Regions from separate parts of the Homo sapiens genome. Here region 2 is linked to region 1. A link is an interaction called in ENCODE POLR2A ChIA-PET data of the cell type or tissue named here. Cell type or tissue: GM12878. All regions are shown on one strand. Region 1 overlaps RABEP1 (rabaptin, RAB GTPase binding effector protein 1). Region 2 overlaps RABEP1 (rabaptin, RAB GTPase binding effector protein 1).

Region 1 (5,000 bases):
ACCAACAGCAAATCTACTAAGTAAAGGCCAACATTTCTTTGTAGTTCTGCCCTTAGACTGTATCTCAGATAAGGGTTTACAGTTTAAGTACTGTGTTCAAATGTTAGTTTTTCTCTCTGTGGTTGTATTAGGAATTTGATATATAGTTAGCTCCATTTGTTTCTCTTTTTTTTTTTTTGTTTTTGAGACGGAGTCTTGCTCTGTCGCCCAGGTTGGAGTGCAGTGGCGCGATCTCGGCTCACTGCAAGCTCCGCCTCCCGGGCTCACGCCATTCTCCTGCCTCAGCCTCTGGAGTAGCTGGGACTACATGCGCCCGCCACCACGCCTGGAGAATTTTTTGTTTTTTCAGTGGAGACGGGGTTTCACCGTGTTAGCCAGGATGGTCTCGATCTCCTGACCTCGTGATCCACCCGCCTCGGCCTCCCAAAGTGCTGGGATTACAGGCGTGAGCCACTGCGCCTGGGCTGTTTCTCTTTATATTACATTTTCAGATTTGATTTTTCTTTCTTGATTTATATTTTGAATATGTAACATGGTTCATAATCAAAAGTATAAAAATAAATACTCAGCTCCATTTCCATTCCCTGTCCTTTTCACCCCATTTCCACTCACTCTTATACGTAATTATTTTAATTTATTTTTGGCTTATCCTTCTGTTTTTCTCTTTACAAAAACAAGCAAATATATACATATTCTTTTTTCCCTTCTTTCATATCCAGAAGGTGGTGGGATACTAAGATTTTGTTGTAAATGGGTGACAGTGATCATAAAGCACAGTGGATTCTAGTCTGAAGACAATAAGAGCCAGTGGGCTTTAGCCAGAGCATATGCATGGCCGTGACTGCCTGTCTTAGGCCTGTTTGTCCTTCAGAATGCAGCTCAGTCATCGCCTCCTCTGGGAAGTGTTCTTTAACCCTCTTCCCAATTTCCTGCCCCAAATTAGGTACCCCTTTGTCCTTTTATCACTGCAGTACCCAATCTCTGTCATAGCAGTTTATGGTATTGTAGAGTAGTTTTTGGTTTACTTGTCTTTCTCCTCTATTGGACCATGAGCTTCTCCAGGGCAAAGTCTTTGTCTTTTATCTCTGTATTTCCTGTGGGCAGCAAAACACGTGGCATAGAGTAGTAGCTGCACAATAAACATCGTATGAGAGCATCATCTACATGTATGTGTGCCCTTAAGGTAAGTGACTTTAGTACTACAGATTAGCAGGAGTCACGTGCTTTTGTAGAGCTTTATCTGATACTCGGATTTGGTGGATAACTTTTATATTGATACAAATAATATGAAATACCTAAAATTGTTTTACACATCAACAAGCAGAAGTGGGAGTGTGTCCCATTTTAAGAATAAGCTTCTCTGGCTGGGTGCGGTGGCTCACGCCTGTAATCCCAGTACTTTGGGAGGCTGAGGTGGGCGGATCACGAGGTCAGGAGATTGAGACCAGCCTGGCCAACATAGTGAAACCCTGCCTCTACTAAAAATACAAAAAAATGAGCTGGGCGTGGTGGTGCGTGCCTGTAGTCCCAGCTACTTGGGAGGCTGAGGCAGGAGAATCACTTGAACCGGGACTCGGGAGGTGGAGGTTGCAGTGAGCCGAGATCACACCACTGCATTCCAGCCTGGGCTACAGAGCGAGACTGTCTCAAAAGAAAAAAAAGAATAAGCTTCTCAAGTGCTCTGTGATTCCTGAGCTTAGATGCTCTTGATGACTTCCAGTATCTGGGCCTGCTGGGCCATTCACAGTGATTCCGAGCCTAAACAGAGGTATACATAATAGGAAATGAAGACACTACTCTGTTTCTCCCTCCTTTCTGTCCAGTGCACGCCATGGGGAAATGGGAGTTGTCTTAGAGTACATGCTCTGTCTGATATAGGTCTTGATGGTGTCAGCCACTTCCATTGAACTAGAGATCCTGGTCCTTCTGTAGTACAGGGATATGGAGGGAAAATATTAATTTTTTTTTTTTTTTGAGATGGAGTCTTGCTCTGTGGCCCAGGATGGGCGCAACGGTGCAATCTCGGCTCACTGCAACCTCCGCCTCCTGGGTTCAAGCGATTCTCCGGCCTCAGCCTCCCTCCCTAGTTGCTGGGATTACAGGCACCCCGCTGTACCCAGCTAACTTTCTGCATTTTAGTAGAGACAGGGTTTCACTGTTTTGCCCAGGCTGGTCTCAAACTCCTGAGCTCAGGCAATCCACCCACCTCAGCCTCCCAAAGTGTTGGGATTACAGGCGTGAGCCACCACACCCAACCAAAAGATAGAATTTTTAAGCGGTTTGTAGAAACAGTGGAGAATGAGCCTCAGATACTTGCTTCATTGCCTGTCCCTTGTTGAATATATGCTGTAAACCAGAAAATCTCTGTGCAGCTTTTTCTAAGTCTAGCAGAACTTCACCATACCCCGTCCATCCTCAGCACTCCTTTAGTTTGGACTTGTTTTTCTCTGGTGTAGCTATCACCAGACCGGATCTACCTTTCTGGCTGTGATTAGTATCTACTTCTATTTTAGGCGGTGCTGATGCAGTCACGGGAACAGGTTTCAGAAGAGCTGGTGAGGTTACAGAAAGATAATGACAGTCTCCAGGGAAAGCACAGCCTGCATGTGTCATTACAGCAAGCAGAAGACTTCATCCTCCCAGACACTACAGAGGTAACTTACTTTCCACATGATCAAAAATGTCAACAAGTACGTTTTCTGAAATGGCCGTATGTTCTTTATGTAAACAGTTTTATTCAGATATAATTCACGTGCCAATTCAACCATTTAAAATGTACCATTCAGTGGTTTTTGCTGTACTCACAGATGTGTGCAACCATCATCACAATCAATTTTAGAACATTTTCATCACCTCAAGTAGTAACTCCCTGTGACCCGACTACACCAGCTAAACACACACACACACACACACACACACACACACACACACACACACGAAAAAGTAACACTTCGCCCTTTAGCTACCATCCTTATTCCCCCTCCTCCCCTAGCCTTAAGCAACTACTAACCTTTCTGCCTCTATAGATTTCCCTATTCTGGACTTTCCTATGAATAGAATCATACGATATGTGGTCTTTTGTGTCCATGTTCTTTCACGTAGCCTTAATGTTTTGAAGATCTATGTTATTTTTGTCGGCCCAGATTGAGAGTGTGCCAGAAATTAAATGTTTGAAGGGGTTACCATGCTGGCTGCTTATGACGTTTGTTTTTGTATCTAGTACTTGAAAAGTTATAACACACTCACCATCATGCTGTCCATAAAGATGACACTTTTGTTTCTTTTTGAGACAGATAATATCTGTCACCCAGGCTGGAGTGCAATGGCATCATCTCTGCTCACTGCAACCTCCGCCTCACAGGTTTAAACGATTCTCCTGCCTCAGCCTCCCCAGTAGCTGGGATTACAAGCGCCTGCCACCATGCCCAGCTAATTTTTTGCATTTATAGTATAGATGGGGTTTCACCATGTTTGCCAGGCTGGTCTTGAGCTCCTGACCTCACGTGAGCCACCATGCCCAGCCAAAGATGGCACTTTTGGTCACTTACATTCTTCTGTGGTTGGGTAAACCTGGGCTACAAAACTGGTTTCCCAGAGACATTCATAATTCTCTCCTTAACTTTATCCAAGCTTAATTTTTAATTTTTATTTTTTGAGACACAGTTTCATTCTGTCCCCTAGGCTGGAGTGCAGTGGTGTGATCTTGGCTCACTGCAACCTCCGCCTCCTGGGTTCAAGTGATTCTCCTGCCTCAGCCTCCCGAGTAGCTGGGATTACAGGCGTGCGCCAGCACGCTGGGCTAATTTGTTTCTGTATTTTTATTTTTTTTATTATTTTTTATTTTATTTTTATTTTTTGAGATGGAGTCTTGCTCTGTCACCCAGGCTGGAGTGCAGTGGCGCAACCTAGGCTTACTGCAACCTCTGTCTCCCAGGTTCAAGTGATTCTCCTGCCTCAGCTTCCTGAGTACTGGGACAACAGGCGCGTGCCACTGTGCCTGGCAAATTTTTTAAAATATTTTTTAGTAGAGATGGGGTTTCACCACATTGGCTAGGCTGGTCTCCAACTCCTGACCTCGTGATCCGCCCGCCTTGGCCTCCCAAAGTGCGGGGATTACAGGCATCAGCCACCGCACCTGGCCTTTTTTTGTATTTTTAGTAGAGATGCGGTTTCGCCATGTTGGCCAGGCTGGTCTCGAACTCCTGATCTCAGGTGATTAGCCTGCTTCGGCCTCCCAAAGTGCTGGGATTGCAGGCATGAGACACCGTGCCTGTCCTATCCAATCTTTATACCTGTTTCTTTTTTTTTTTTTTTTTCCTTTTTAAGGAAATCTTAGTAAGTAGAAGTTTCCCCTAATTATACCCTACAGATTCAATCTCTATAATTTGGACCTCATTCTTTTTTCCTATATATGTATTAACATGACTGTTATTTTTTATGTTTATTTCATCATTTACAAAAAACCAGTTGCCTATCTTGCCATTAGCTCTTTGCTGTCTCCCACCTTTCCCCAACTTCTTATCGTCTCAGCTCATGTTACAGGCACTCTTGGCAGAGCCTTCTTTCCTTTCTGAATTGGTGACTGCTGTCATCAAAAGAAGGTATCGGGGGCAGGGTATGGTGGCTGAGGCCTGCAATCCTAGCACTTTGGGAGGCCAAGGCAGGCAGATTGCTTGAGGTCAGGAGTTCAACACCAGCCTGGACAACATGGCAAAACCCCGATGCTACTGAAACAAACAAAAAAAATTAGCCAAGGATGGTGGCACACACTTGTAGTAGTCCCAGCTACAACTACTTGGGAGGCTGAGGTGGGAGGGGTCGCCTGAGCCCAGGAGGTCAAAGCTGCAGTGAGCTGAGATCGCGCCACTGCCCTCCAGCCTGGGAGACAGAGTGAGGACCCTGTCTCAATTAAAAAAAAAAAGGTTTTGGGAACCTGTCTACTTTTGCTATCAGCTTAAAATCACTGTTTACCACCTTCCACCTGTTAGATTTTTCTCTTT
Region 2 (5,000 bases), 73 kb before region 1:
TTACACCGTTTACAACTTCTGCTCATGTGACTCATGAATCTCCTCTATTAAACACCTGTAATCATGGGGAAATCCAGCTAGGCCTTGGAACCAGGCAGGTCAGTGTTTGAATCCAGCTCTGCTACTTACTAGCTGTATATCAATAGGTTAGCTTAATCTTAGAATGTTTCTGCATCTGTAACTGGGGTGATAATGCCTATTTTATGGTTTGGTTTGAAAATTTAATGAGCCAGTGTATAAAATAACTTGCCTGATACTCCATGAAGAGCTATTTGTGAATTATTTAATCCTTACTACAAAGCTAGAAGATAGTCCTATTATTAGTCCCCCTTGTTACAGATGGAGAGAAGGAACCAGCTTAGTGGGAGGGCTGGGATTCAAACCCTAGTTTAATTCCAGAGCCTGTGCTCTCAGCTGTTATGCTCTATGGCTTCTCATATAATAGTTGATAAATAGGCAATGGATACTTGATTGTTAGCTCAATTACACATTTCATTTTCTGTAGCTTTAATCAAGAGTTTCCTCCCAAGTGTTAACATCAGCGTTCTTTCCTTAAGACTTCTCTTTCCTCTTGGTTCTTGTGTTCCCTTCCTGAGACATACAGTTAATCTCCTTCATCCACATGTAGGCAGATAGCTATTTATTAAAAATTCTGTTCCCTCTCTGTGTATGACCTTGCTATTTCGGAAAAGCCCATAAATAATGCAGCCAACTTTCCTTGTAAATAAAATATAACCCTGTGTTTTTATTATTTATTTAGAAGAACTTTTCTTCTGATAAGTAACCCCCACTGTAGAGTTTATAGCTAATGTGTAGCCTTTTTATAACCCAAGTGTAGGGAGATAAGGAATTACATCTACATTTTAAAATTTTCTATGTTACAATCAAGGGAAGAGTATATATAGGGAATTTGATTCGTTTTACGGTATAATTAAATATGGTTCTAAGAGGTGTTTTTTGTTGCATTAGGCTTTTTTCTTGTAAATGATAGAAATCTTAAGACTATTCTAAACCAATTACTGTTTATATTAGAGGAACTGGTAATAACCAGAGATTATGATATTCTTTATGAATAGTTCTCCACTCTGAATTGTGTGTGTATGTGCATAATGCCTCGTTATATCTTCATATGGAGCTTCTTAAACACTTAAAAATATTAGTATGTAGAGTCACCACCTTCCATGTGTCATGATTCTTAATGTATGGCCAGTCTCACGTATAACTCCCACCTCCTCCAGGATTTTTTTTTTTTTTTTTGAGACGGAGTCTCGCTCTGTCGCCCAGGCTGGAGTGCAGTAGCGAGATCTCAGCTCACTGTAACCTCCGCCTCCCGGGTTCATGCCTTTCTCCTGCCTCAGCCTTCTGAGTAGCTGGGACTACAGGCGTCCGCCACCACGCCCGGCTAATTTTTTGTATTTTTAGTAGAGATGGGGTTTCACCGTGTTAGCCAGGATGGTCTCGATCTCCTGACCTCGTGATCCGCCCGCCTCAGCCTCTCAAAGTGCTGGGATTACAGGCGTGAGCCACTGTGCCCGGCCTCCTCCAGGATTTTAAACTAGGAATCTGTGATTTTATTTGGAAATATTTCAGTGTATGTGTAAACGTACCACAATGCTATTATAACACCTAAAACCAGTTAACAGTAACACCAAATATCCATTCTGTGTTCACATATTCCCCAGTTGTCGTGCGCACTTGTGTGTGTGTGGAGGGGGTGTGGTGGGAGGAAGTTTCAGCCTACCACACTGATACCCAAACTGTCTCATTTTTGGCCAGTGTGTGGCCTCTTTACATTGACTCCTAAATCTTTTTATATAACCTTAACAGACAAGATGTTCCAGGCTTATCTTGTACACTTCCTGCCCTGGACCTGGAATTGGTCCTTTTTCCTAAGGATCCCTAGTTCCTTTTAGTGGGGAATGTCATTTAGAGAACACAGTCTGGGTACTAGGTGTGTAGCAGGTTTTTTTTTTTTTTTTAAGCAGTTTTACTTAAATCACTATTATCACTATTATCCTTAAACAGAGAACACTGGGCATCATTTAATCTTTTATTGAGGACTTAGTATTATGGAAGTTAGTTTTGGTACTGAGCGGTAAGCTAATGAGTCCCTAGGGCCACTGAAGTGTGTTTTCAGTTAGTTTTGTTTGCCCTTATATTACGTGGTTCTGAATTCATTTTTAGTCACGGTTTTATTTTTGCCTTGTGACCCAGTCCTCTCTGCTGTCATTGGGGTTTGTTTCTCATTTACAGGGCTATTCAAGCTGCTCTCTGCACTCATTTCTTTTTCTTTTTTTCTTTTCTTTTTCTTTTTCTTTTTTTTTTTTTTTTGGAGGCAGAGTCTCTCCTTGTCGCCAGGCTGGAGTGCAATGGCGTGATCTCGGCTCACTGCAACCTCTGCCTCCTGGGTTCAAGCGATTCTCCTGCCTCAGCCTCCTGAGTAGCTGGGACTACAGGCTCCTGCCACCATGCCCGGCTAATTTTTGTATTTTTAGTAGAGATGGGGTTTCACCATGTGTGCCAGGATGCTCTTGATCTCTTGACCTCATGATCTGCCCACCTCGGCCTCCCAAAGTGCTGTGATTACAGGCATCAGCCACCGTGCCTGGCCTACACTCATTTCTAAACTGCTTTTTCTCTCTGATTGGACTCCAGGCAAAACTGAGGGTTATATTAGGAGATATGACTGGGTCTTATAGAGTATAATATGCAGTTAGATGGGAAGGAAAATCTACCCAGCTAAGCATTCAAGTGCATGAGTTTTTCATTTCTGTTAAGCTTGAAGGCTGTTACATTACATTTTGTTGCCAGGCCTCCTTAGGCTTCTCTAGACTGTGAAAGTTTCTGTGACTTTGGTTTGATGATCTTGCCAGTTTTAAGAAGTACTGGTCAGGTATTTTGCAGAATGTCCCTAAATTGGGATCTGTGTGATGTTTTTCTCATGATTAGACTGACATAGCGTCTTGGGAGGAAGAGCACATGGGTAAAGTATCGTTTTCTTTGTGTCACATCAAGGTTACATACATGGCTTATCAGTGATGTGTAGCCTTGACCACCCCTACTGAGGTAGTATTGGTCAAGTTTCTCTCTCTTTCTTGGGGTGCAAGCGGGGGGACCTTTCTATACTGTACTCTTGAGAAGGAAGTCAGTATGTGCTCCCCCATCCCCGTATGATGTTATGAAATCAGCCAGGTTGATCGTAAGCAGATTTTTCAAGTGTTTCCTACCCTCTAACTCTTGTTAATTCCTTGTAGATGTTTGTTATTATTGTTTAATCATTGCTTAGCACCCTATGAGCAGTCTTTAAGAGTATGGTAGTGGGAGTGACAGTATGTTTTGCCCAAGCTTCTTGGTTGCAAACAAAACAATTTGTCCTGTCTGGTCTAAGCAGAAAAGGTATTTTTGAGAAGATATGAAGTTGCTTACAGAGTCATTGGGAGGGCAAGGGAGAGAGATTCTAGATGATTCTCAAACTTTAGCCTGCATCTAAAAGGGCTTGTTAAGCATGTTACCGGGCCCCATCTCCAGAATTTCTGATTCCGGGAAGCCTGGGATGGGGCCTGAGAACTTCTCACAAGTTTCCAGGTGATGGTGATGTTGTGGTCCCAGAGCTACACTTGGAGAATCACTCCTTTATGCTAAACTTTAAGGAATACCCAAAAGCTGCTCTAGAACTGACCTTACAGGAAACTTGCCTCTGGTGCTGCTGGCCTATAGAAATTCACTTTAATGCTGTTGTCTCTGCTGCTTGGACTGATACCATTTCTGATTCAGGAGCTAGACCTATACCACTGGGACACGACTAAAAGTCTTACAGCAATGAGAATGGAACCTCGTTTCTTTACACTGCTCTATTCTGAATTGAAGTTGCATTTGAGTGTGTTTGATTGGAGGAGGCTGGGTCACATGCCTGCATTCTGGTTTTAAGGGAGATTGGGGATTTGTATTTGACTTCTATTTTGGGAAGCTGAAACTCATAAAATGGAAATTTCTTTAAATGTAAGAAGACTATGCAAAGGATTGATAGACAGCCATGGATATGGCAGTTGTCAACTATAGCAGTACTACTGAAAGTAACCTGTCCACAAACTGTTTTTAATGGTCTTCTAGGGCACAAGGAACCTGAACCAGAATATAAATCCATGTACTGCTTTCTTCATTGAAAAATGTCAGTAGAACTAAGCAATGTGCTTAGTGTCTTAGTTTATTTTACGTTGTGGCACAAACTCCTTATCTCATTCTTAGACCAGTAACAGTCTGCATACCAAACTTAGAGTAATAAATCAATATCAACCTCCACCAAGATTTCAGGTGATATACCAAGGGTCTCTTAGGCCTAACCAATAACTTTGTTTAAAAAAAAAAAAAATCAACCACCTGCGCCATGGTTAAAACTGCACTAGCTTCAGGTTGTAAGAGGAGCCTTGGTTTAATAGCAGTTCAAGTGGGAAGGGTTTAAGGACAGTGTTGGATTACATTAATCTTATGGGATAACAATAACAGTATGGGGTTGTGGCAAAAAAGCTAGAGTAGATTTACCATACATTGTTAAGGGTATGGTCCTCTGAAGAAAGGAGATATTTCTATTAGACTCTATGCTGGTTTTGTGTTTAGATCAGACTGTCATATTTTATGTGGAACTTTGACTAAGTTTAGTTTGAAGGGTGAGCAACTTGGATAATGAAGCATTTAGAAATCATGATTAGGAGAAATCTGGAGAAGAAAACGGTGGGTGTGAAATTTCAGATACTAGAAAATCTGCTCTCATTCTGGAGAGCAGAACCAAAATCTCTAAGGGAGCAGATTTAGGGGAATGTTACTGAAAACATTTTTTTTTTTTTTGAGATGGAGTCTTGCTCTGTTGCCCAGGCTGGAGGGCAGTTGTGCGATCTCAGCTCACTGCAGCCTTGTCCTCCCCAGTTCAAGCAATTCTCAAGCCTCAGCCTCCCGAGTAGCTGGGACTACAGGCGTCCGCCACCATGCCCAACTAATTTTTGTTT

What was found. ChIA-PET counts read pairs that join two places held together with the same protein. Peaks named below come from ENCODE experiments on the same cell type or tissue, not always from the same donor. Only the 100,000 strongest peaks of a DNase experiment are listed, where the experiment ranks them.
Region 2: POLR2A ChIA-PET joins it to region 1 with 5 read pairs; 6 of 35 experiments call an interaction of 5 or more read pairs at or near these places.

The regions. Positions count from the first base shown.
Region 1 is chr17:5,370,801-5,375,800 of GRCh38, forward strand. It overlaps RABEP1 (rabaptin, RAB GTPase binding effector protein 1), which reads left to right. Exons shown (of 18, transcript NM_004703.6): 13 at 2,514-2,654. Among named protein-coding and RNA genes, the nearest start is that of NUP88, 46 kb to the right of the region's middle. In GM12878, no CTCF peak of the experiment used is centred here; a DNase peak (open chromatin) is centred at 2,561.
Region 2 is chr17:5,297,417-5,302,416 of GRCh38, forward strand. The region is part of intron 1 of RABEP1 (rabaptin, RAB GTPase binding effector protein 1); the gene reads left to right. Among named protein-coding and RNA genes, the nearest start is that of RABEP1, 18 kb to the left of the region's middle. RefSeq lists a silencer at 2,065-2,114. In GM12878, a CTCF peak has its summit at 5; a DNase peak (open chromatin) is centred at 2,189; H3K27ac peaks cover 1,242 bases.